2 separate regions of the Homo sapiens genome follow, and region 2 is linked to region 1. The links are chromatin contacts, found by Hi-C or POLR2A ChIA-PET in ENCODE. All regions are on one chromosome and are shown on one strand. Each heading gives the region's core, a stretch centred on a gene start or an enhancer-like site at or near the end of the contact. The rest is flanking DNA. Distances are from core to core; before and after follow the strand shown.

The links. Hi-C counts contacts between places; a loop is a spot of excess contacts on that map. ChIA-PET counts read pairs that join two places held with the same protein, here RNA polymerase II (POLR2A). Pooled maps may share reads with other maps.
Region 2: a map of prostate gland shows a loop between it and region 1 (3-fold over the local background). The contact joins the promoter of CTBP2 here to the enhancer-like site in region 1. A Hi-C loop is called at or near these places in 26 of 168 maps with a recorded cell type or tissue (aorta, ascending aorta, cardiac septum and 14 more), 2 of 37 single-sample maps with no recorded cell type and 28 of 50 pooled maps. POLR2A ChIA-PET finds 5 or more read pairs at or near these places in 4 of 52 experiments (BJ, Caco-2, MCF 10A and 1 more).

Annotation. Positions count from the first base shown.
Region 1 is chr10:124,910,613-124,913,312 of GRCh38, reverse strand. No RefSeq gene overlaps it. Among named protein-coding and RNA genes, the nearest start is that of ZRANB1, 30 kb to the left of the region's middle. Within about 2 kb of position 1,396, at least 4 of the 41 ENCODE cell types and tissues checked have a DNase peak (open chromatin) inside an H3K27ac peak, as active enhancers do; they include gastrocnemius medialis and prostate gland, where a contact is called at or near this core.
Region 2 is chr10:125,159,201-125,161,900 of GRCh38, reverse strand. It overlaps CTBP2 (C-terminal binding protein 2), which reads left to right and starts at 1,338. Exons shown (of 11, transcript NM_001329.4): 1 at 1,338-1,582. RefSeq lists an enhancer at 1-567.

The DNA of each region.
Region 1 (2,700 bases), core at 147-2,646:
ACTTATGTTTATCTGGACTCTGAGAAATATTTCATTTGGAAAAAGTATCCACTGTCTTTTTGGGGTTTTTAATTTCCTTTTCTTAGAAACCTTATATTAGGCTGGGTGCAGTGGCTCATGCCTCTAATCCTAGTACTTTGGGAGGCCAAGGCAGGAGAATTGCTTGAGCCTGCGAGGTCCAGGCTGCAGTGAGCCATGATGGCACTACTGCACTACACCCTGGACAACAGAGCAGGACCCTATCTCAAAAAAAAAAAAAACCTTTGTAGTAAAGGGTAGAGACAGTATAGTTTTGTTGATAGTTTGTTCTGGCTTTCATTTCAGTTTTTCCCAAACTAACTGTAGAGTTCATAAATCCATATTGCATTTTTGTGAAAGTTTTGCATGCAAAATTGTGGATCTGTAGTTCCATTAACAGTAGAAAGCCATAAAGAGGTTTTGAGCAGGAAGGTGCCAGTATTGGAGCTGCCCACCTTTACCTGGAATGTCTGTGAGACAAATGAGGGCAGAAGTAGAAACAGGGGCAGAGAAGAGACAAGGACCTAAAACCAAAGTAGCTGTGGGAATGGAAAGGAGGGCCAAGAGTGAAATGGGAGACAGTGCAATGTTCAGAATTTGCCAGTGACTAACTCTGAGGCAGAAGAAAGAATCAAAAGTCAGAGAGTGGGCCAGGAGCAGTGGCTCATGCCTGTAATTCTAGCACTTGGGAAGGCCAAGGTGGAAGATCGCTTGAGGCCAGGAATTCAAGACCAAACTGGGCAACATAATGAGACCCCATTGCTACAAAAAATAATTTTTAACCTGCCAGGCTCAGTGGCTCACACCTGTTGTCCTGGCTACTCAGGAGACTGAGGAGGGAGAATTGCTTGAGCCCAGGAGTTCAAGGCTGCAGTGAGCTATAATCATGCCACTGCACTCCAGCTTGGGCAAGAGAGCAAGATCCTGTCACCAAAAAAAAAAAAAAAAAAAAAGTCCGTGAACTCTGAGTGACGGCAGTATGTGCAACAGTGGGACACGCAAGAGAGGAACTGGGTCAGAGGAGATGTGGACCCTTGAATCAGGAGATCCTGGACTCAGGAGGAAGGGAATGGCTGGTGGGGGAAATGCTGGTCTGAAATGTGTAGGGCAATCCTGGAGATCAACATCAGGGAGCTCTCTATGTAGAATTTAGTATGGAAGCCACAGGAGTGGGGAAGAAAGAACTACCGAAGGAAAAAAAAAGAGGAGTGGTCAGAAAGGTAGGAGATGAAGCTGGTAGTACGGTGTTCTGGAAGCCGAGGGTACAGTGAGCCTGAAGCACATGGTAATAAAAATTGTCAGATGCTACAGATTTCGAGCATTAGAACGGAGGAAAGGCCACTGGATCTGACAAACAAGAGACTCAGTGACCTTCTAGAGAACAGTTCTCAGTAGGATGGTAGGGAGAGAAGCCAAGTTTCAAAAGCTGAAGCCATGTGATTATAAACCACAAGTCCAAGACGTCTGGCAGTGAAAGGAAAGCAGGAGATATAAGACTAGATTAGGGCAGTAACAAAAATAAGGGAAAGGTTTTGTTTTCTTTTAGGTATTTATTTTAAAGAATGGGCATCTCTGAGCACTTTTATAAATGGAGGAGAGATGTAGAGGGGGTAAAAGGACTGAAATCCAGAAGGGAGGTAAAATTCAGAGCACAGTGATTTGTGTTGGCAAGCAAGAAAGCCCTATCTTCCTCAGAAACGAGGAGAGGAAGCTGTGAAAAACAGCTCTAGGGAGGTTTTGGTGGGTGAGACAGAGGTGATGGAGTGGAGTTCAAACCCTTTCTCCTCCTTGGTGAATCAAGCACAGAGTCTCCTGCTGAGGGTTGCTCTGGAAACTGGAGGAGATTCGGGACAATAGTTAGAGGGAAGCAAATCAAGAAGAATGAAAAAAGAAGAGCGACAAGAAACTGCTTTCTCCAAAAAGTCTTGGCAGTCCATAATCAGGCCTAGGACGGAAAGATCAGGCTGAGGCTGTGGAGCCCCCCGCAGAGGTGGACATATGCAGCTAAGGGAAATCGAAGGCGCTCTGCTAAAGGAAATGGTAACGGATCCAGCTTACTCAGGGTCTTTGAGGGATCTGTGCTTTTAAGTAGAAAGTGTTATAAAATGGGTGTTCCCCTCAAAAGAAATGTTAGAAATGTTCAGTTGTTACAAGAACATGTTCTCAGACGCGTTGCAGAAAATGTCATTTGTATAAACTGCAACGTATCTTCCATTCTCTGTGTATGATCAACATGATTCCCAAGTGGAAAAAACATCTTAACAGTAGAAAATGCAATGTAACAGGCTAGGTGCGGTGGCTCACTCCTGTAATCCCAGCATTTTGGGAGGCCCGGGTAGGTGGATCACCTGAGGTTAGGAGTTCGAGACCAGCCTGGTCTACATGGCAAAACCCCATGTCTACTAAAAATACAAAAAATTAGCCAGTCGTGGTGGTGGGTGCCTGTAATCCCAGCTACTCGGGTGACCGAGGCAAGAGAATTGCTTGAACCCGGGAGGCAGACGTTGCAGTGAGCCAAGATCACGCCATTGCACTCCAGCCTGGGCGACAGAGCAAGACTCTGTCTCAAAAAAAAAAAAAAAGGAAGAAAGAAAGGGAGGGAGGGAGGGAGGAAGGAAGGAAGGAAAGAAAGGAAATAAACGTATTTAATAATGTTGCCTAATCTGTATGCATGCAGTACAG
Region 2 (2,700 bases), core at 89-2,588, 250 kb before region 1:
CTCCAACCTTGAGACGTCAGGACGGCGTGGGCTCCGGGCCGCCGCGCAAGCCCAGGACCCCGAGTCGCGGGCCCCCACGCCGCAGCGCGCCTCCCTCCTCGAGACCCGGGGCTCCGACCCAACACAGGGCTTCTCAAATGCCCCGGCGAGATCCAGGCAGCAAGAGGGAACCTTTTTTTTTTTTTTCAATGTGTAAGAATGTTTTGCTTCTTTTAGGGCACAGCACTGCTGCAACTTGCAGCACAGAGGGCCCTTCCCTGCGCACCCACAGCGGTCGCCGCCTCTCCGGCACGGTCTCCCGGATCTGGATTTGGGGAGCGCAAGTGCCCCCTGTGGCCGGCCCGCGCCTGACCCCGCGGGCCTGAGAAGGCAGAAGCGGCCGGTGCGGGGCACCAGGAGGAAGTTGGAGCCCGGGGGCCGGGAAGGGGGCTGGTTGGCGCCGCTGGCTGGGCGGGGCCCCATGGGACCGGGGCCACCCGGGGCTCGCGTTCCCCCACGTGGCCGGCTGCCCGGTACCCCACGTGGAAGGGGCGGAGGAGGATGAAGGGCCAGGGGAGCAGCGGACCCCGAGCCACCGCGACAGGACCTCGGCCCCTGCCACCGAGGCCCCCGCGCCTCCCGAGGGCCTCCCGGGCGGGGCCGGGCTAGGGAGTGCCCGCCGCGCCCGGCCCCTGGCCCTCCCGCCCGCCGCGCTTGTGTGCACTTTCGCGGAGCCACTAATCCCCCGAGAGAGCCGATTTGTAGTGAGGAGTATCTGAAGGGGGCGAGGCCGGCCCATGTGGGGTTGTGTCATTGGTTTGCAAAAAGAGACCCCGCCTTTGCCCCCCCCCCCCAAAAACAGGAGCGAGGAGTGAGCGAGCGGCGACCCTCACCTCGCCTCCCGCCTAGCTCCTGCGCAGCCAGCGGGTACCGGGAGCTGCGGCCAGCGCCGCTTCTTTCCTTTCCTTTTCTCTCCGTTTTCCTTCTCCTTCCCCGGAGGAGAAAACAAATAAAGAAGAGCAAATAGCCGGGAGGCGCTCGGCATCCAGGACGTTCCCTCCCCCGATCCAAGTTGGAATTAGCATCCTCTCGGGGGTGAGCGCGGCGCGGGGCGGGCCCGGGCCGGGGACCCCCAGCGCAGCCCCCTCTCGGCGGGCGGGAGGGCGCGGGGCCGGGACGCGGGGGGAATTGGGAACCGGGTGGGCGGAGGAAGGGGGTGGGGTGGGTGGGGAAGTAGGAAGAGGCTCGGCGGCGAGGGGAGGAGGTGGAAGGGAAGGGAGGGGTAGGGTGGGGAGGGGAGGGGAGCGGAGGGAGGGTGGGGAGGGCGGGAGGGGGAGGGGCGGGGAGCTGGAGAGATTAAGTTTTTGTGTGTGTGTCCCTGTGTGCGTGTGTCATTTTAAGGTGGCTCGGGAGCGGCCCGGAGGAGCCGGCGGCGGCCCGAGGAGCGAGGGACCGAACCGGGAGCCATGCCGCGCTGAGGGGGGGCCGCACAGCCGCCGCCACCGCCACCGCCGCCGGGTGGGGTGGGAGGGGCGGGAGACGCCGCCGCCGCCGCCTCCAGGGTGGGCGCCTTTCGCCGTGGACGCCGACCGTCCGGGACGAGGTAAGGGGGGCCCCGGGGGAGGGCTGGGGCCGCCGCCGCCCCCGCCTCACCTGCGGCCGCGGGCTGGGGGCGCCGCGCCCGCGCCTCACTGCGCCACTCAGGGAGGAGGAGGAGGAGGAGGAAGAGGGCGAAGGACGCGGAGCCGGCATCCGAGGACATCTTTGGTCCGTGCCCCCGGCCTCGTGTCCCCCCTCGGCGCCCGGGGGTGGACGCTGGCTCGGGGGTCCCCGCCCGCCCCCGCCACCGATTGCGCCCGCTGGCCGCCGTTTGCGCCAGGATTTTTGTTGTTGTGATGAGAGTTGATGAATGCGAAGTAGGCGGTCACCTTCCTTCCCATCAGGGTTGAAAAAAAAAAAAAAAGAAACCCCGAGCGCGGCGGCGTCCGGAGGGCAGCGGCGGCGGCGGCGGCGGCGTCTCGGCGACGGTTCCCTGGGCGCCCCCGGCTCCTGCTCCCTGAGCCCGGTGGGTGCGCGCCCGGGGGCCGCCGGCGACCCAGGCCGAGCGCGCGACGCGCCGCGGGGACAATACGGCCGGATCTCCGGGGAACAGGAGTCCGAGCGCGCCGGGGTGCGGCGGGCCTTGCGCCTACGAGGCGAGGGTGGGGGGGGCGCGGAGAAGAGGGGTTCCGTGGGGAAGTCGGGGCGTGAGCGGCTCTCGGTCCCCAGGGGCGCTGCCCCTGCCGGCGGGGGATCCCGCGCGGCTCCCCGGGAGCGCAAGTGAAAGACGGGAAAGGAGGCGAAGTGGAACCCTTTTGTTTTGCCGGCCCCGCATTGTTGGCTCCTCCGGGCAGCCGGGCCACATCTGCTGCCGCTGCCGCCGCCGCCACTGCCGCGCGGGGCTCGGCCCGCCAAAGTCGCGGCGGGGCGGGGGGCCTGGGCGGGCCGGGCGGCGGGCGCGGGCGGGGGCCGGGCGGGCCGGGCATTTCCTCTGCCCGGCCGCGCTCCCGCGGGCACCACTTCCTCCTCGCCCGCCGCCGCCGGGAGCCCGGCCCGCCCGCCTCCCCCACCTTCCCCGCCCGGGCCGCACTTTTCGGGTGGGGCGAATCAAAAAGAAAAAGTTTAGCAGGAGGGGCTGGCTAGGGCGCGCCCCGGGCGGCAGGGACCCGGTGCGGCGCAGGG